Linked DNA regions of Homo sapiens: all the other regions are linked to region 1. A link is a loop called in an ENCODE intact Hi-C map of the cell type or tissue named here. Cell type or tissue: heart right ventricle. All regions are shown on one strand.

Region 1 (5,000 bases):
CCCCAGCCTCAGCCCCCTATCATGTGCTTGCTTTAGCTCCCCTGTCTTTGCTGAGATCCTCACCATGAAACCAACTCTAGGTATTCCTGAGTGACTCTCTAGGTTCTCATTCTCTCCAATGTGCCTTTTATCAGCAAGGCATGGGAAAACCTATCATCTGGTTCTCCAAGGTGTCCAGCAGTTAGAATGGCTGAGAGGAGGGCATTTGAGTTTGCCCATCGATAATGGGGTTGTGCGAAAAGCAGATATTGTCTCAACTGTTCTGAAGTTGAACAATGTTACTTTCAGGTGAATAGACTGTTGAGACTATTTTGAGTTGTTGATGGCAACCAAAAAAAAAGGGGGAAGGGGTGGAATTACAGTCACTTTCCTCCAGCATCCAGTGGTCCTTAAAACTTTCACCCTCAAATCTCCAAATATGCTGGCTTCTAAGAAGTGCTTTCCAAGACCGAATATACTTCTTGATCAGGGTAAGTGATGAAAATGTGTATTTAACAAGGGGAGGGGATCTTGAAATAGCCTGAATTATGCATGCTGTGGCCTATCTACCCCCACCGTGCTAATGGCTCAGCCTATAAAGTTTTCAGAATCAGAAAAATAATCAGAGATGCTAGTTTCTGAAGGAGCGACGGAGGACTAGGATGACTAGCTAACTCAAGGTGCATGTAGACTTTCTGCTGTTCTTACTTTAGGAAAGGTTTCTTGGAAGACTGGACCAGGGAGTTCCTAATTCTTCCCTGGACCATCTCAGGGGCATCCTCGGTGTGAGTGGAAGCATGCTTGGATGCAGCAGCCTGAATGAATGTCAAGTTCACTGCATCTCCACCACAAACTGGTTGGTTTCAGGCAAATCCCTTGAGTTTTGGATGAGGCTAAACCAGCTAGGGCTTTCCTTGAAATAGGATGGAGGGGTCTCTTCTCACAGGCAGAGAGCCTTATTCAGGGGGCATCTATTCGCTAACAGGCTTCTTAGGAGGAATAGATCAGTCTCGTTATTCAGAAAATGTCTGAGAAAGTCCCAGACACCTCCAACTCCACATGTTGGGGGATAGACCTGGAATATTAAAGATCAGAGGTTGGAATCGAGGCAACATGATGGAGTGATGTGGCATGAGTATTGGAGCCATACAGATATGAATTTGATCTGATCCTTAGTTTTGTAACTTCAAGTTCTAAGACTTTTAGACAAGCTGTTTAAACGTTATGGTCTCCATTTCCCTAGCTTTCAAATGGGAAAAATAATAACTGTTTTGGGAGTGATTTCTATGCTCAACAAGCCTAAGGGGTAGGTACCATTATCATAATGACACCTAGAGAATTGCCTTAAGGATTAAATAAAGCTTCTTATGTAAAAGTGTCCGGCACAGTGTCTGGCATATAGTTGAAGCTGAAAAACTATTGGTTTCTTCTCTCTCCCTCTTTTCCTTAGGCCAAAATAGTTCTGCTCCCTGATGAAGACACCTTTAGGAAAAGAGGAATCCTTTTCCTAGACTTCCTCCCTGAGGGACTTCCCTTGGTTGATATCATGGGAGCTGGACTGTTTTTCCTTCTCCAAATCCAGTACATTACCTACTGGCATTTTTCGTGGTGCTTGGGGAGGAGACAGTCGACGCAGGCAGGAGTTTCTGGGCTTCGCTCACCCTGAAAGAGAGGAGACTCAGTTCTTTTCAAGGGCTTCGTGATAAGCAGCCTACTCCCACAAGCCCTCTGGGGGAGCATTGGGGGAACGAGTCCTCCTCATGCTTGGGATGCTCTGGAATGAGCTGGCAATGCAGAAGGCGGTTTTCACCTTGGACAGGTTCCACATCAGTCTATTCATTTGCAGGGTCTTTAGCTTGACTGCTCAGACAGGAATTGGGCACCACAGCCCTTAGTACAGGATGATGAGACAGCTCGGGAAGCCAATTTCACCAGCTCCAGCCCAGACATCCTCCAAAGGACCTGACTGAGGAGTAGGGGAAATGGAGATGCTAGCTATGGAGGTCTAACTTTCTGCAGATGTTTCTGCGGAGCTTCCAAGCCCCTCTCTGTCTTGATTACTGGAGCAAGACAGAAACAAGGCAGAGAGGCGCCCTCTTCTGGGAGGGAGGAGCAAAGACATTGAATCCACCAGGAAGCCGGCGTTACACCAGCATAATTTTGGCTGCTGCCCTTAAAGTTCTGATGTGCATTTCTTCCATTTCCAACGCTACCTTACTTGTTAGGACTAGATTCTGGGTTTGCTTAAAAGTTGTTAAGTGATTTTAAATGAATCTGTCTTGATCTCAACATCAGACACAATAACACTCAGCCACTATATACAGCATAGAAAGCAGTTACATTCTAAAGTGCCCTGCTCTGTATAGTTTCAATAGTCCAAACAGAAACCATGTGGCTTCTGTGAATGTGCCCACACACATGAATTTATGCTTACACATACCTAATTTCATATCTAAAAACATACCTACTCTGTGCCTTTAAAAACATGTTTAGCCTGACATTTTCATTAATCCAAGGAGACTTTATTGAAACACTGCCGGCGTCTCCTGTCCATCTGGCCACATTTGATGACCCCATGTGATAAGTCATCTTCAGTGCAAGAACCAGGGCCGCCTCCCTCTCATTGATATTTCTCCTGACTGCACACCTCCCAACTGCAGCAACATTCTCACATGCATGCATGTATGCAATCGTGAGCTAAAAATAAACAGCTGCTGATGGGCTGCCAGAGGGTGTCCTCCATACACAGCAGACGTCCTCTGTCTCCCTTTAGTAGGCACAGCTAAAGCCACAGACAGGAATTGAGGGTAGTGGATGGGCTAAGCTTAACCCCAAATCTCTCAGGCAAGTTACAAAGAGTAGGAGATCCTGAAAAGGGAGATGACACAGCTGAGGCCCATGATCATTCTCTCCCAGGCCTTGTGCCCCAAATCCAAGTGATAACCTCTGGAAAAGTGTTTACTGGCATCAAAGGAAACCATTGCAGGGAAGGTCGATAATTAGGGTTAAGAAAGAAGATCAGCCATTCCTCCAGCCATGATTGTAAATAGCTCTCTGCTTTCTGGTTTTCCCCCTCTCAGGGCAGAAGTTATCCAAGTGGATCTAGGATATGTGTGCATTTAAGGAGGGTGATTTGTGTGCATGTGGTTTTGTTCAGATCTTCCAATCTGCAAGAATTCTCCCCACCTCCATCACTCATCAATCAAGAAACCCTTTGTCATGCTGAGGTGTGGCATTTCTTCTGCTGAAAACCTCAGATTCAGACACACCCCACACACCCTGAGACACACACATCCACACACACATGCACACCCTTCCTCACCCTTAGGAAGCAAGCTCCATTCAGATTGGTTTAAAAATAGCACTAATCCATTGAGCTCATTTTTCAGGGACATTATTTTAAGCAGAAAAAAGATATCCTGGTCTTTGAGAGGGAGAAAGGGTAAACGTCACCTCGCCTTAAAAAGTCCTGATAATGTCGCTGGAGACTAAGCATTTGCAGTCTTTGTTGAATTTTCTCCTCCTCCTACCATTCAACAAAAGTTATTTATTCCAGAATACCCTGCTATCTGGGTATTTATAGAGGTGAGTTTCCTCTTCGGGTGGAGAGCAGAGGGGAAAGCCGCAGTAGCAAGCCGGACACTCCCCTCTGGGCGCTCCCCACCGCCAGAACTGACGCCTTCGAGGGCGGTGGATTTGTGAATCAGCTCCCCTTTCCCCCACACAGGGGAGCCCCTAAATGGCTGCTGGCCATTTGCAAAGGGTTGTGTGCATGTGTGTATTTAATTGCAGGCTTATTTGTTTCTGCTCTGGGAGTCTGTCCGTCTCTCTGTAACTCGGATCATTGCTCTCTGGGAAGCTGTATAACTGGCTGATTCCGTGGGAGACCAGGCAGGATGCGTGGGCGCAGGAAACAGAAGAGGGAAAAGGAGGGAGAAAAAGAGAGCAGGAGGGAGAGAGCGGGAGCCTTAGAATCTGTTATTTGCGTCACTCGAGGAGCCGGGGCTATCTGCCCGACAAACACACAGAATTAATCCGAGTTACAGCCATAGCTGTCTATGCTACAGTGACCAGATGAGAAAGGGCGGGGAAAGGACGCGCGCGGGAGCGTGTGCACGGCCGAGTTTGCATTGGGCGTCTTGGGAGAGTTTGGGGAGGGGGCTGTCCTGCTGGGCACGCCCCTCGGGGCCCCGCTTGCCCGGTGCAGACTAGGCTGCAGCCTGCTCTGCAGCTGCCCAGCCCAAGCCTGGGGTGGCGCCCGCCTCGGCCGCCTCGCCTGCTCAGTGGCTGCGTGGAACACAAAGCGCTGTCTCCGAGCAGAAGCGTCTTCTCAGCTGAACCAGACCCACCAAAGAGGAGAATCTGCACGTGACGTCAGTAGCTGATGACTGACGCAGGCTGGCAAAGGAGACTCAAGGCGGCTGCTCCGCGCTGCCTTCATGAGTCTATTTTCTCCAGCCCCCTCGTAGTGAATTACTAGAACGCAAAACACACACACAGACACACATATGCAGCTTTCAAAATATACATTTCCAAAGGCGGTGTGTTGCAAACACAACGCGATTTTGCAGAGCGTGGGTGGGAAACGTGGGAAGGGTATGGATGATTTTTTTTTTCCTCATCTGGGAATCTCCATCGTGGATAGCAATCGCTTCTAGAGCTCTCCTGGGAAGCTCCTCTGGGGAAGGGGCTATGCCCCCCCACCCCCTACTTTCCTCAGCATGTAGGGAATCTGATCAATGGAGACATGCAGCTCTAAGAATACAACCACTCCAACGCCTTCTGCTCGGGGAGACTGCGAGGAGCTTGCAACAGGCAGAGACAGATGGGAGTTAACGGGAGGGAGGGAGAATATAAGAAATATTTGGGTATTTTTCTGATTTGAAAAACATTTTCTGCAGTTATGCAAGTGAGTCTGGTGGTGCAGGAAAAAAAAGTGAGGAGGGGGCGTTTAATGCACATTTAATGTTTTGGAAGTAAGGTTCCAGCGAAATGCCTTTGTGTGTGGAGGTTTTTTCAGT
Region 2 (5,000 bases), 270 kb after region 1:
AGTGCTAAACACTTTAATATGTATCATTTCACTGCATCTCATAACAATCTCATACAATGGTGTGATGATGATTATTATTATTTTTAATTGCAGAAATTGGGGCTTAGAGAGGGTAAGCCACTTGCCCATGTTGAACTGGGACTCAAATCTGGGTCTGTTTGGCACTAAAGCCTTTGTTCTTAACCACTAGGCTACTTGCTCCAGGCCTGTAAGTCAACATTGAACACTTACTGGATCCATCTGTGCTCAGGGAGTGATGGAACCAGAAGGTGGTTGGTTAGTTCCATTTCCTCCTTTATGCCTGTAGAGCATCAAGATGGGTGTAAATGTCATGTAGATGTAGCTTCTAAACCTTTTTATTGAGTAGATACTGGTGGGAGCTAAGTCACCTACTGTGAGATAGAATGGTAATGAAAGGAAGGGGGGATGACTGTTTCCTCATCTTCCAGGATCATCTAAGAGCCTGCTTCCTCTAAACCCCGACCTGAGCTTTCATCCAAGGGAAGCTTAGATGTCATAGCCACTTGGTGTTATTTCTGACTTGCAGCTTCCCATATGTATAGGTTTCATTCGGAAGGACATGTGTTCTAGAATCCTGGATTTTATACTAAATTACTGTACTCTCTTTTTCCCCTTTCCTTGACACCAGTCATTTTAATGTTAGTAATGCGAATGTTCTATGTAGAATATGTTGTATTTTAGTAACAAGGACACCAGTAAAATGTTCTTGAGAAGCTATTACATTCCATGAGAAGGTATTCATGGGAAGGTATCACATGCCAGGCAATGGTATACCATTTTCTTTCTGATGAATCTAATTGTAATTACACTATTAACTGAATAGTTTGTAAACACCTATTGCGACTAGGCAGGAATCCTAAAAAGGTCCATTGGTGATTGACTATAAGCAGAGTGACCAGAAGCTGTAAGTGTCTCAGTGACAGAAGGTAGCATTAGGCCTTGTGAACAGACAATCAATTTCTAAAATTCCGTTAATAAGCAAGACTGTCTCCTCTCTCATTCTCACAACTTGTTTCCCTCAAAGATCTTTTCTCCAGATTTTCCACCTAGTAATCTGGTGTGACTAGAAGCTACTGTAAAAACACATTAGCATTTGTCTTCTGAAATATTTTATTTTGATAAACTTTTGTTTTTCCCTAATAATGAAGTATAAACTGTCATTTCATCTGTCATTGTGTTTTGTCATATGAATTCATTCAAGGTTTAAACTTTGAATGAATTTGATGAAAAAATAAAGACTCAAATGTTTGTGAGGGAAAGCACAGTCGTCATTCTGTGTGAATACATCAGAATGTTGAAGTAGAATAGAAAGAGAACCTCTTATTAATTCTGATCAAAGGGGCAAAAAAAATGTAGTCTAAATGAAGCTCAGAGTTAAAAATGATTGGTTTTTCTTTGGCGGTGTTTATGCCCACAAATTTTTTGGACTAGGAGTATTTATCAGCTGATTCTGCCTCGTACTCCAGCCCACACATGTTTCCTGGGTGATCTTATTAAAATACAAATCAGATAATGTTGCTTTCCTTCCTAGTCCTCCAGTGGCTGCCCATAAGGTTTAGGATTAAATTCGAACTCCACAAGGCCATCTCCTTTCTTGCCACTCCATTGTCCTCCCCGACGTTCAGGCCAGAGTGGACATCCCAGTGTCTAGTACATGCTCTGCCCTCTGAAGTGCCCATGACTGGCTCCTCTGTTGGCATCCTTTCCCCAACTCCTCTCCAGTTCTTCTCACTGTATCTCCTCCCAGCCCTATTTGCACCTGAACCCTATGGCTGCTGTCCCTCTCTCAAGGCTTGGGCCACAGTTCCCCTGCCCTGGAAAGCCTTCTCTCAGCTCCTTGGCACATTTGGTTAGGCCTTTCTTTGGGCTCTCGTTGGAGCTCCTTGTATACCTCTGCCTGCTACTGTCTGGCCCTTCCCTGTCTCCCCACTTCCATGTATTCTCGAGAACAGGGCTTTTTATCTTATTTGTCTCTGTGTTGCTGGCGGCACTTGTTGTTTGTGGTAAACGGGAGACCCACCTTTTCCATGGCATCACAGAAAACTCTGGTTGTGCATGGTCAAGCTTTGTGGTACACAGGCATCTGTTTTGATGGCTTTTTGAGCTTCTTCTATTGCTCCCATATGCTCCTGGCCTTGAATTTTCAGCCTCTTTATCTGAATGGCTTCTAGACTAATGCTATGTGGCCATGTTTCCATTTTTTTCTAAGCCTTGCAAAGAATGCTATCTTTTTAGGTCTACCTCCGTGTGAATGTACATCAGATTGCTCTTTTGGGGAAGGAAGAGGGTATATTGTTCAAATTCTAGATTGTTTCAGATTACTTCTTAATATTTTTCTTTTGCATTTCTCTCCCCATCTTTCCCTCAACTTCTTAACTTCTTTCCTATAATTTTATAAGATCATTTAAAATTGCCTTCAAGAATTCAGATTTGCCATTATATAATCATTTCCTGGGAATGCAAAAACACAGTAACAACAACAAGTGATGTAAATGCCCTGGAGGTGAATGATGGGCCTGAGAGACTATTTGATTTTGAACAGAGGATGAGAAGCACATTCTCAAGGAAACCTTATCATAAGTGTAGTCTGTTGATGAGGACTGTTTGTTCTCATTACCTTATAATTAAAGTCCAGTCAAAAAAAAAAAAAGACACTTGTGTCTTTCAAAAGGCAAAATTATTATAAGTAATTTGACTGGCTAGGTAGTGGGCCCTAGCCCTGGGCTCCTTCTGTCTACCCTGTACTGACTAGCAGTTAATACTGAGCAAGCAGGAAGTAGCTAAGACTAAGACTAAATCCTAAAACTATACCTCTTGAACTCTTATTCTGCAAAATTTTCATAAGCCTTCTGTTTTTAAAAAAATTATTTGGAAATAATTTCAAGTCTACAGAAAAGTTACAAGAATAAAAATAGTGCAGACAATACTCTGATACCCTTTGCTTAGATTTCTTACTGTTAACATTTTACCGCATTTGTCTTATCATTGGAGAGTAAGTGCAAACATTATGGTCCTTCAATTCTAAATTCTTGAGTGTGTACTTCTGAAAAATAAGGGGTTGTTTGTTTGTTTGTTTGTTTGTTGTTTGAAGACAGGTTCTCACTCTGTCACCCAGGCTGGAGTGTAGTGGAGCTATCATGGCTCACTAGAGCCTTGACCTCCCAGGCTCAAGTGATCCTCCCACCTCAGCCTCCTGTGTGGCTAGGACCGCAGGCACATGCCACCAAGCCTAGCATTTTTTGTTGAGACAGGGTCTCACTTTGTCACCTAGGCTGGTCTCAAACTCCTGAGCTCAAGTAATTCTCCCGCATTGGCTTCCCAAAGTGCTGAGATTACAGGCGTGAGCCACCACACCCAACCAGAATAAGGATATTCTCATATGTAACCACAATACCCGTATCAACTCAGATTTAACAGTGATACAATAATTTTATCTAATGTATTATTTGTGCCCAATTTTTGATCTTACAATATTCTTTATCCTCTCCTCTTCCTCCACTAAAGAATGCAATCTAGGATCAGGTGTCATATTTAGTTGTCCTGTCTCTTTTATTTCCTTTAACCTGGGATATATCTAAAACCTTTGTGTTTCATGACAGTGACATTTTTTAAGAGTACAGTATTCCTCCTTTTTAATTATACATTCCTCATTTGGGGTTTCTTTGATGCTTCCTTAGAGAAACCCAAAAGTGAGATTCGGATTATGCTTTCCGGGCCAAAATATCACATATGTATGTGATGTTGTGTCGTCAGGGCCTCACGTGGGGAGACACAGAAGATCCATCTGCTCTTCATTGGTGGCGATGTTTCTGATCCCCCACTCTAGGTGTTACCCAACTTCTCTGCCATATAATTACTATTATTTCCCTTGCACTAACAAGCAACTGTGGGGAGACCCTAAAACTGTGCAAATATTTTGGCCCTTATCAAAATTTCCCCTAGATGTAGCATCAGTGATGTTTCTTCACAAACCTGCCTCATAAAGAGATTTTTGATGCTAAAGAATTCCTGAAGCCCTGCCTGGATATTTCGTCATTTCAAAATGAAAAGTCACAGCTAAAGCATGGTCACAGTGTCCTCAGTCCAGGCTGTGGTTTTATGAAAACTGCATTGGTCATCGGTGTGCCTTGAGGCAGAGAGGAAAGGACACTGAGCTTGGAGTCAGCAGACCAAGGTTTGAGTTCTGCCTTCAACATCCGGTGATCATCTGACCTACAGAAAGTTGCTTCATTACTTTATGCCTTAATCTCCCCTTCTGGCAAGTGGGATAAGTGATGTGAGATAAAAGCACTCCAAGCTGGGAAATGATATATAAGGGTGAAGAAGAGAGGAAAGAGACTTATATTCATTGGATATCTACAATATGCCCAAGTTTTCACCTCATTTGTCAACTCATTTTACATAGATATTAACCTAGTCCCATTTTACAAATAGGAAACAGGATCAACAGGAGCCCTGTGCTGGGCACGGTGGCTCACACCTGTAATCCCAGCACTTTGGGAGGCTGAGGCAGGCAGATCACTTGAGGTCAGGAGTTCAAGGCCAGCCTGGCCAACATGGCGAAATCCCGTCTCTCCTAAAAATACAAAAATTAGCCAGGTGTGGTGGTGCATGCCTATAAACCCAGCTACTGTAGGGGGCTGAGGCATGAAAATGGTTTTAACCTGGGAGGCAGAGGTTGCTGTGAGCTGAGATCACACCCCTGCATACTAGCCTGGGCAACAGAACAAGACTTTGTCTCAAAAAAATAAAAATAAAGAGGAGTCCTGAAACTTGCTTAAAGTCAATTTAGTTTATCAAACAGCTCCTGCCTGCTATTTATTAGACCCTTGGCTAGACATCTAGGAAACAAAGGTAAATAAGACCCAGTCCCTGTGCTGAAGGCACACACACACAAAAGACAAATATTTAAACACATTACACCCACAGTAAGTCCAAAACTGGAGGTATATATCATGTTCCACATGTCTTCAGTCAAG
Region 3 (5,000 bases), 120 kb after region 1:
TAACAGGCTAACCTTTCTTCATCTGTGGTATCAGGAAATTACAGGGAGTTACAGGGAACTGAACACTCTGCCATATTTAATAAACATTAAATATAAATTTGGTAGTATATTTATTATTCTTTCCCAAATCTTTACAAAATTGTTGTGAGTAGATTTTCCTTTAGTAAGAAAGATTTCTCCAATTAAAGTTTTAGTAACACCTTGCTAATTGGTAAGGCTTATTGGTAAGACTAATTCGTGAAAAATTAAATTCTAGAGTGTGTTGACCAAAATGTAGTTTTTAATTTTGAAATTGTGATAAAATAAGTCCATACCTTCTGGAACTACCATTCTTTTTGAATTGTTGAAGACTCTGGACCAAATTCCCTGGAAAATCTCTTTGATAGTAAATACATTGAATAGTAAGCATATAGAACCAGAAACTGCTATAAAGTTAACCATAGAGCATTGAGTATATAGTTTATTTGCTTCATGGAAATAAATGAATACTACAGTTGGTTGACAATTTTTACACAAGTTTAGTCAGCCATTTTGTGAAAAAACTTGAGAAAATGAAAAAAATCAGGAGGCAGAAGAGAATCATGATAGAATAGCAGAACTGGAAGGGATGTTAGCAACCTCTTCACTTCAATTATTAGGGAAATACATGCTGGAAAAGGTAATGACTTGCCCAAGATTATGCATCCAGTTAGAGAATGGCCAGGCCAGACAGTTCAGTGGCAAAGGGCAGAAGTGGTGGATGCATCTGTGGTAGATTGATTAAAAGCAACGATAGGAGCGATGAGCAGCAGGCTCTGACAGCAAAGTGGAAGAGATTTGTCTGGGTTGAATTAGAGGAAAGTGGTGAGGAGGAAAAGCAGAGGTGATTTAGTGATAGTGATGAGGATGCTGGCAGAACTGGACATCATCACACATTCCTGAAACTGGTATGAGGCAAGAAACAGTCCTCTCTATACAAGAGCCTAAACTCTTAAAGAAATGATATGTACCTTTTTAGCCCTTAAGGATGCCATTATGCCATGCTCTTGGTACACCCTACATAGATGTTAAGACCAGGAGGCACTTGTTCATTGTATATAGTGGTGCAAGCTAAGTTAGTTGATCCAATATCTCCTACCCAGAGTCTCAGCTGTGCTTATATCCCAAACTACTGATTATGTTGATGACACTTAATTCCCAAGGAAATACTGCATTTAGTATATGTTCCTCAAGGTGGCCAAAAAAGAATATAGTATTTTTTAGAAATTTAAATACCAGTGTAAAAAAATCCTTTAATATTCCTAGTCTGGAGAAAACTTCTTCAGATTGATTTTACTGTAATGACTGGCATTAACTGCTCATAACCAAGCTAACTTCCAGTAGGAATATTGTCAGCTTTGCTTTACTGATAGCTGAGACTCTAGTCCTGTAGAAGCAGTACTCATACAGTAGACAGGTTCCCCTGATCTTGCACATCCAATCTTATAATTTTGCCGTGGAACAGGAAGCTACTGCTTATCTGTGTGTTCCAATGCCTATCACTGTCTGTCATGTGTAAGGAGGCGATGATCTCCTTACAGATAACGTGAAAACAAAAGCCACATTGGGCTAGACAACAACATTCACACATTCTGAATTAGAGCAGGCTGATTTAATAAAATGTTACTGTAATGGTGACATTTTAATTTACAGAGCCCTTTTCAAGTATTCTTGAATTATTTCCATAACAACCCTATGAGGCAGGTTAGGGTTGGTTTTGTTATTTCCATGTAATATACCAAGACCAGATGGAGATGCAGTGACTGGTATAAGGGTTACACAGATAGTAAGTAGCAGAAGAAATTGAATCTAGGTTTTCTGACTCTAGGCTCCATGTTCTTTCTAATTTACTGCCAAAGCTGCTAAATAAGGGTGATTTTAAGGCCATTTGGAATACTTGCACATGAGCTTACAAGTTGGAGAATTTCTCAAATGTTGCTTCAAAGTGAAAGGTTGGCCAGGTGTGGTGGCTCATGCCTGTAATCCCAGTACTTTGGGAAGCTGAGGTGGGAGGATTGCTTGAGCCCAGGAGTTCCAGATCAGCCAGGGCAAAAAAAAAGAAAAAAGAAAAAAAATGAGCCAGGCATGGTGGTACATGCCTGTAGTCCCAGTTACTCAGATGGCTGAGGTGGGAGGATTGTTTGAGCCCCGGAGATTGAGGGTGCAGTGAGCCATGATTGCACCACTGCACTTCAGCCTGGGTAACAGAGCATGACCCTGTCTCAAAAAAGAAACATAAAAGTTAAAGGTCTGTTTATATCATGGCAGTATTCAAATTCATCTGGATCATATGAATCAGTCCAGTGTGCTCATTAACGTTACATTCTAGGGCTTTACTACAGACCTACAGAAAAAAAATCTGTAAGAAAAGAGCATGGGACCATGTATTTTTAACAAATAAGATGATTCTTAAGGTCATGCATTTTGGGGGCCAGGCACGGTGGCTGACACCTGTAACCCTAGCACTTTGGGTGGCTGAGGTGGGCAGATCACTTGAGGTCAAGAAGCTCTAGACCAGCCTGGCCTGGTCTAGTAGAGATGGTGAAACCCCATCTCTACTGAAAATACAAAAATTAGCCCCAAGTGGTGGCATATGTCTGTAATCCCAGCCATTTGGGAGGCCGAGGCAGGAGAATTGCTTGAGCCTGGGAGACAGAGTGAGACTCTGTCTCAAAAGATCATGCATTTTGGGAAACACTGGACTAGCCCTAGAAAAAACAGTGGATTATCCATGCAGGCTTTTTAACCAAATATCTTCTGAATACCAGGGCTTGGTTTATAATAGTGAGCCACCGTGTCCGGCCCAGATGGGTTTTTAAAAATTATCTTTATTGGCCGGGCGTGGTGGCTCGTACATGTAATCCCAGCATTTTCGGAGGCCGAGGCAGGTGGATCACTTGAGGTCAGGAGTTTGAGACCAGCCTGACCAACACGGTGAAAACCGGTCTCTACTAAAAATACAAAATTAGCTGGGCGTGGTGGTGCACGCCTGTAATCCCAGCTACTTGGGAGGCTGAGGCAGGAGAATCACTTGAACCTGGGAGGCAGAGGTTGCAATGAATTGAGATTGCACCATTGCACTCTCGCCTGGGCAACAAGAGCAAAACTTCGTCTCAAAAAAAAATCTTTATTATGAAATTAATATAAATGATATCTTTTAATGATGATTCTTAAAGAGGCAATAGACTGAAGAGGATGTTCTAATTAGTCTTCTTCTTCTTCTTCTTCTTTTTAAGCCTTTTAAATGATGAGGAAGGAGGAAAATGGGCTTAGGTTCTACCAGAAGAAATTTAGATTTTAGTTGGCCATCTGGATGACCTTTGTAGTAATTAAACAGTCAGATTGGGTCATTCCTTCAGCAGATAAATAAATAAATACATATATTTCTAACTTTTATTTTAAGTTCAGGGGTGCAAGTGAACGTTTGTTACATAGGTAAATTTGTGTCATGGAATTTTGTTTTACATATTATTTCATCACCGAGGTATTAAGCCTAGTACCCATTATTTTTCCTGATCCTCTCCCTCCTCCCACCTTCCACCCTCCGAAAGGCCCATGTGTATGTTGTTTCCCTCTATGTGTCCATGTTCTCATCATCTATTATAGTTCCCACTTATAAGTGAGAACATGTGGTATTTGGTTTTCTGTTCCTGTATTAGTTTGTTAAAGATAATGGCCTCTAGTTCCATCCATGTTCCTGCAAAGGACATGATCTTGTTCTTTTTTATGGAGCAGATAAATATTCATTGTGTGGTGATTATATGCTAGGCCCTGTGCTGGGTATGAGAATATAGTGATGAGCAAGAAAGCCATGGTCTCAAAGTTCTGATATCCGGAATCTACAAGCAAGTTAAACAAATTTATAAGAAAAAAAATCATCAAAAAGTGGGCAAAGGATATGAACAGACACTTCTCAAAAAGACATTTATGTGGCCAAGAAACATATGAAAAAAGCGCAACATCACTGATCTTTAGAGAAATGCAAATCAAAACCACAGTGGAATATCATCTCATGCCAGCCAGAATGGCGATTATTAAAAAGTCAAGAAACGATAGATGCTGGTGAGGCTGTGGAGAAATAGGAACACTTTTACACTGTTAGTGGGACTCTAAATTAGTTCAACCATTGTGGAAGACAGTGTGGCAGTTCCTCAAGGATCTAGAACCAGAAATACCATGTGAGCAATCCCATTACTAGGTATATACCCAAAGGAATATAAATCATTCTACTATAAAGACACATGGACACATATGTTGAATGCAGCACTATTTACAATAGCGAAGACATGGAACCAACTCAAATGCCCATCAGTGACAGACTGGATAAAGAAAATGTGGTACATACACACCATGGAATACTATGCAACCAAAAAAGGAATGAGATCATGTCCTTTACAGGGACATGGATGAAACTGGAAGTCATCATCCTCAGCAAACTAACATAGGAACAGAGGACCAAACACCACATGTTCTCACCCATAAGTGAGAGTTGAACAATGAGAACACGTGGACACAGAGAGGGGAACAACACACACCAGGACTTGTTGCGGGGGGTGGGAGGCAAGGGGGAGGGGAAGCATTAGGACAAATAGCTAATGCATATGTGGCTTAAAACCTAGATGATGTGTTGATAGGTACAGCAAACTACCATGGCACATGTATACTTATGTAAGAAACTTTCACATTCTGCACACATATCCCAGAACTTGAAATAAAACAAACAAACAAAAAGAAAGCCATGGTCTCTATCTCTGCTGGTCTGGCAGAAGACACAGACATTATATAAGCAGATCCAAAAAGTGTTACAGGAGCCGGCTATGGGGGCACTAACCTGGTTCAGGGGCTTAAGGAAGGTTTTCTGGAAGAAGCAACATTTAATCCAAGATGTGGAAGAAAAGTAGAAGATGATGATGTTCATAATGGTAATAAGATGTAATGTTTATTAAAAAGCTTACCATGTACCAGGTACTTTTCTAAATATC
Region 4 (5,000 bases), 260 kb after region 1:
CAGATGAGGAAACTGAGGTTAGGAATCCATTTGTTGAGCATCTACAGGGACTAGTTAAGAAACAGTTTCTCAGCAAAGCTCCTTGTAATCCCATTTTATATACACTATTTTGTGTATTTTAATTGTTTTATTTTAGTAACACTTCCCTTTAAAATCTTCAAACTGCCTATTGTTAGGTGCCAGTGGGAGTGGACCCCTGATGGTCAGATATATAAATGGCAGTGGTTAGACCAGACCAGAACCCTAGAAGATGGTAGAGTTGGGGCAAAGTAGAACCCAGGAGGGATTAAATTTGGGCCATCACCTTAATCCTAGTTTTGACATCTGCAGGTAACATGGTATTGGTTCAGAATAGTAAATCTATCCATTAAAAAAGAAACACTTATAAACCACAGAGGTATTGTAAAAGGAATTTTTAATTATGTTGATGAAAACCATATCAAAAGAGATAATGGTTGCAAAATCATTTTACAGCATAAAGTCTTAGAGTCAAAGAGTCACAGAAATCCAGTGCATTAAATTAATTGACAGTAACTTCCCTCCTTTGACAGATGAAAAAATAGAGGCCCAAAGAGATGGAGTGCTATGAAGCTATACAGTTAGTAAATAATACAAAACCAAGAAGCTGGGAACTTCACTGCTATCTCTGTAGACCTGACAGCCATGATCACAGCTGGAGCATTACATAAAGGCAATGCAAAAAAGGAGAGTCCATCCATTCAATAGGCATTCATTTAGTCAAGCGTCTCAAGGATGAGTTGGATCCTTGCCTTTTAAGAAATCAAGTTGAAGCTGGGCGCAGTGGTTCACGCCTATAATCCCAGCACTTTGGGAGGCTGAGGTGGGTGAATCACTTGAGGCCAGGAATTCAAGACCAGCCTGGTCAACATGGCAAGACCTCATCTCTACTAAAAGTACAAAAACATTAGCTGGGCGTGGTGGCACACAGCTATAATCCCAGCTACTCAGGTGGCTTAGGCACAAGAATCACTTGAACCCTGGGAGGCATTGGTCGCAGTGAGCCAAGATAGTGCCACTGCACTCCAGCCTGGGCAACAGAGCGAGACCCTGTCTCAAAAAAAAAAAAAAAAAAAAAAGGAAAGATCAAGTTGATTTTAAACTGAGGTTGAGAAATGGTGGGAAGTTTTCAGAAGCTATGACTGAACCTGACACCACATTACCATTTTGATACGTCTTAAGAGCTAGTGAGAAATATATGTGGATGTTATGAATCAATACTTTTGGTTAGGAAAAGGAACGTCTATGTCTACTTGAATTAAAGAACTTAGTTACTAGATGTGTCAGTCAAGGTAAGCTACCTGCTGAAACATGCCACTCCCAAATCTCAGTGGCTTAACACATAAAGGTTTACTTTTCCCTCCCCTCTCTACCCGTCATTCAGGATCTGAGGCTCCTTCCATCTAGGGGCGTCATCATTTTCTAGGGTCTTGGAGTTCTCTGCATCCAGCTGACAGATGAAAGACAAGAGAGTAAAGATGGTTTTAAGGGAAGTTTCACTTCTGCCCACATTTCATTGTGCAGAACTCAGTCACAGGCTACAACTACTGCACAGAAGGCCAGAAATATTAGCTGTATGCCCAAAGAGGAGAGAAAAATTCCAAGTTAGCAGATCATATTGAAAGCATTCTTACCTTACATATTATAAGTGGTTTCATTATAGCCTGCTCTTTACACCATCCCCAAATGGCTTATTTCCTATGGCTGGTTTCCATAGCATTAGTATCTCCATTGAGTAACAGCAGAGTCCTTTATCATGATCCTTTGTTGTTGTTTTCCTTCCACTGCTTCCACCTCTGATGTGGGAGATTTTCCAAACCCTCTAGAACTATAGCCTAGGGCCAACTGACTATCGCTAAACAAATACCTATAATCAAACTAAGGTATTGTTACCATAGATGTAGAAAGTACATAATTACATTATAGAGGAAAGTTGCTCTTTTCACTTCCCTGGAATTATAAACATTGTGTACAGCTGGAGCCAGGAGGTGGTTGCCATAACAACCATGGGAAAGCTAAAAATAGCCCCTTTCATAACTGTATTGCTTAAGGTGGAATTATGACATGTTATGGTGTTTTAGGGCAAGTAATTCTCTTTCATGTGCTGAATGTTTGCAAACTTTCTTCCACAAAGCAATATTTGTACAATGTAAGTATTTGGATTGCTGGTTCTAATTATACACCTGACCCCTATGTTCTAAGATTCTTTTTGACATAGATCTCTATTTTTATAGGTTTCTCAGTCTTCGTGAGCATCTGTTACAGAACTGTCTGTGCCAATTTCAGTATTATATTTAAGCTTTAATATATATATATAATGACAACCCTCCCCCTCAAGAGCCTGCTTTTGTACTCCTTGATATGAAGTGGAAATGTGAAGAATTGGGATGGAATTTTTTTTTTTTTGTACATTCTTCCTTGGCTACAATCAAATTCTGTATGCAGTTAGCAGTCCCCACTAGGATTAACCCTGCAGTTCCGGTTCCTCATAGCAGCAGGTCTCTCTTCCCACCTGCACTGTGGGACAGTGATGAGGTTTCTAAGGAAGGTAGAAAACAGTGACTTACTTCAAAGGAGACCTATTACGTCCTCTATGACAGTAGAATTTTTATAGAGGTGTGGACAAGGATACCACAACAGTCTGATAGAATATTAAAGCACTTATAAAATAAAGGCTTGGCAATTTTTTTTTAATCCAGGTGACAATTAAGGGAGTCTTATTGGGAATTTCACAGGTCTGAGGGAATTCCATGAGAGAGCATATCTATAGGAAGCTGTAAGTGTGAGGGACTGAGTTTTATAGAGTTGGGCGAATTTAATGTCTGGCTTGTGGGAGGACTAGTAATTAAAGAGAATATGTTTATATGAAAAGGTACTTTCCTGTCAGCAATTGGTGTTTTCTGCTTTGGGTTTTTTCGCAACATTTTAGTTCTAGTAGATCCTCAGTAATTTGTACCACTGAGACAGCATTGTGTGGCTGTTAGCAAGTAAGCAGTATAATGAATTAAGAATGTTGCATTACAGAAAACATTGCTTGACTTGTTTATTTGGATATTTGTCATAACAAACTAGAAAATGCGCTGAAGTATGAGCAACATGAGTCTTCATTATAGAACTTCAGCAAAAATTCTTAATGTACCTTCCAATCTTAGAATTGTTCCCGAGTCCCCAGAAAATGAGAGATTAACCAGGGTTTAGTTTCATGTTTGTTTCTGTGTGCAATTAAGCGCAGCCCATTTTGTCCTTCTGCTTGATATAACAGAGTTGTCATGAGTCTGGCTGTGCCATGGAAACTGGTTTGACGTCACTAATTCTGCTTAGATGGAGGATTAGAGCTAGACAACACGGTTGATTTAAAGGGCGAGTCTTTTGTGCCTTGCAGTCCCAAATGCTCAGCCCCGTTTCTACATAGAGAACAGATACTGTATACAGTACAAAGATTGAGGCAGGCTACACCAGTATATTAGCTGTGATTCAGACAGAACTAAGTTGAATATTATTGCCTTTGGAAAGAAAGAGCGAGAGAGTTTTACACTGTTGTGTGTGTGGGTGTGGGAGGAAGGTTTTTGTTAGACAAATATGTGAGCTTAATGGTAGGACAGAGATTTGTAGAAGGGCTATTTTCTCTACTGTCACTTTGGTACAATTTTAAATGCTACTCTTTTATTTACTTAGGTCGAGTGCATTCTTGCTTTATCATTTATTAGTCTTAGATTTGTTTTCATGTGTTTTAGCATGCAAATACTGTATTTTGTATGAAGTACCCTCAAACTCTGACTTTTCACTAATTCAAAGCAACTCCACCTCCTAGAAGTTTTCAATAGGATTAGAATACTTGAGAAACAAAATCTTAGTTGCCTTAAGGAGCAAACAAGTAAGGGAGGATGACTGCATGAATGTGACATTGGATAATTGATCTGTATTGTATTTTAATATGGGAAAGGAACTTTTATTATCTTTAAATGACTTTTCCTGTACTTAGATCATTGCTTTGGTGAGTGAAGTTTTAAGGGTCTGTTTTGATCAGGTCAAGATTTAATTTTTAAAGTGCACTTGATAATGTTAAATTTTACCTTTTACAGATTTTTAAATTGCATTTTGTTAGCGAGAAATGAAATTTAAAATGTAAGGTTTCTGTTCAAGGGCACATATAACAACCCCAGCTAACTTGAGTATAATGGAGCATTTAATCCAGCTGTTAGGCCAAGCAGTGATAGGCTGCAGCTTCAGTGGAAAGCCTCATTTTTCTGCATCTACTTCAAACTAGTTGTGTCTTCACTTGCTGTGAATGAGTTTGGACATAGCTGTTCCCAGTTATGTGAGAAAAGGTTAAAATAAAACACTACCCATACCTACAAGGATGCTTAGGATGCAGGAGAAGGGTTGACTTGTCAAGATTGAGGGTTACTTCTTAGAAAGCATATTGTGTTGCATACGATACAATAGCTCTCTTAGTTTTCACTTGATTGGGATCTGCTCCCAGTTTAAAGGTGATACATTCCAATATGTCATAAATATTTTTCTCTCTCTTTTCATAGATTTGTTGAGATAAATTTCACATACTGAACAATCTACCCATTAAAGTATACACTTTAATGGTTTTTAGGGTATTCACAGAGCTGTGCAACTATCACCACAGTCTAATTTTTGAACATTATCAATACCCCAAAAAAGATAAAGATATTTTAAATATTACAAATTAATACTAAATTAAAAATCTCCTGTAACAAAAGTGGTTTTTCTATTTTCATCAAAGGAATTTCTCAGAAATATAGATAAAATGAAAGGACTAGATATTCATTGCTAATTTACCAGTTTTTATGTTCGAATTGTTGGGTTCTAACTCCTGATACAAATTCTTACCTTAAAATTTAAAAAGAAAAGACTTTTCTGCTTCTGAGGAAGACACAGACAAAAAATACCAGAATGATATAATTAACCCATTGACTACTTATTTCCAACTTTATTCAAAACCCTCCTAA

Evidence for each region. Hi-C counts contacts between places; a loop is a spot of excess contacts. Peaks named below come from ENCODE experiments on the same cell type or tissue, not always from the same donor. Only the 100,000 strongest peaks of a DNase experiment are listed, where the experiment ranks them.
Region 2: a loop joins it to region 1, with 2.3 times the contacts of the local background. A loop is called at or near these places in 30 of 110 quality-filtered maps.
Region 3: it touches region 1 in a loop (2.0-fold over the local background); 19 of 110 quality-filtered maps call a loop at or near these places.
Region 4: a loop joins it to region 1, with 2.3 times the contacts of the local background. A loop is called at or near these places in 9 of 110 quality-filtered maps.

The regions. Positions count from the first base shown.
Region 1 is chr11:43,571,377-43,576,376 of GRCh38, forward strand. The region is part of intron 2 of LOC124902807 (potassium/sodium hyperpolarization-activated cyclic nucleotide-gated channel 4-like); the gene reads right to left. It also overlaps a transcript of HSD17B12 not described here. Among named protein-coding and RNA genes, the nearest start is that of MIR670HG, 4.6 kb to the left of the region's middle. RefSeq lists an enhancer at 3,979-4,721. In heart right ventricle, a CTCF peak has its summit at 2,076 (motif pointing left); a DNase peak (open chromatin) is centred at 2,687; H3K4me3 peaks cover 1,619 bases; H3K27ac peaks cover 1,111 bases; H3K27me3 peaks cover 4,410 bases.
Region 2 is chr11:43,841,903-43,846,902 of GRCh38, forward strand. The region is part of intron 9 of HSD17B12 (hydroxysteroid 17-beta dehydrogenase 12); the gene reads left to right. Among named protein-coding and RNA genes, the nearest start is that of ALKBH3, 36 kb to the right of the region's middle. In heart right ventricle, no CTCF peak of the experiment used is centred here; no DNase peak of the experiment used is centred here.
Region 3 is chr11:43,692,446-43,697,445 of GRCh38, forward strand. All of the region lies in intron 1 of HSD17B12 (hydroxysteroid 17-beta dehydrogenase 12), which reads left to right. Among named protein-coding and RNA genes, the nearest start is that of HSD17B12, 14 kb to the left of the region's middle. RefSeq lists an enhancer at 2,332-2,381. In heart right ventricle, no CTCF peak of the experiment used is centred here; no DNase peak of the experiment used is centred here.
Region 4 is chr11:43,831,958-43,836,957 of GRCh38, forward strand. The region is part of intron 7 of HSD17B12 (hydroxysteroid 17-beta dehydrogenase 12); the gene reads left to right. LOC107984328 (a long non-coding RNA gene) reads right to left here and starts at 1,991. Exons shown (of 2, transcript XR_001748197.3): 1 at 1,653-1,991. In heart right ventricle, no CTCF peak of the experiment used is centred here; no DNase peak of the experiment used is centred here.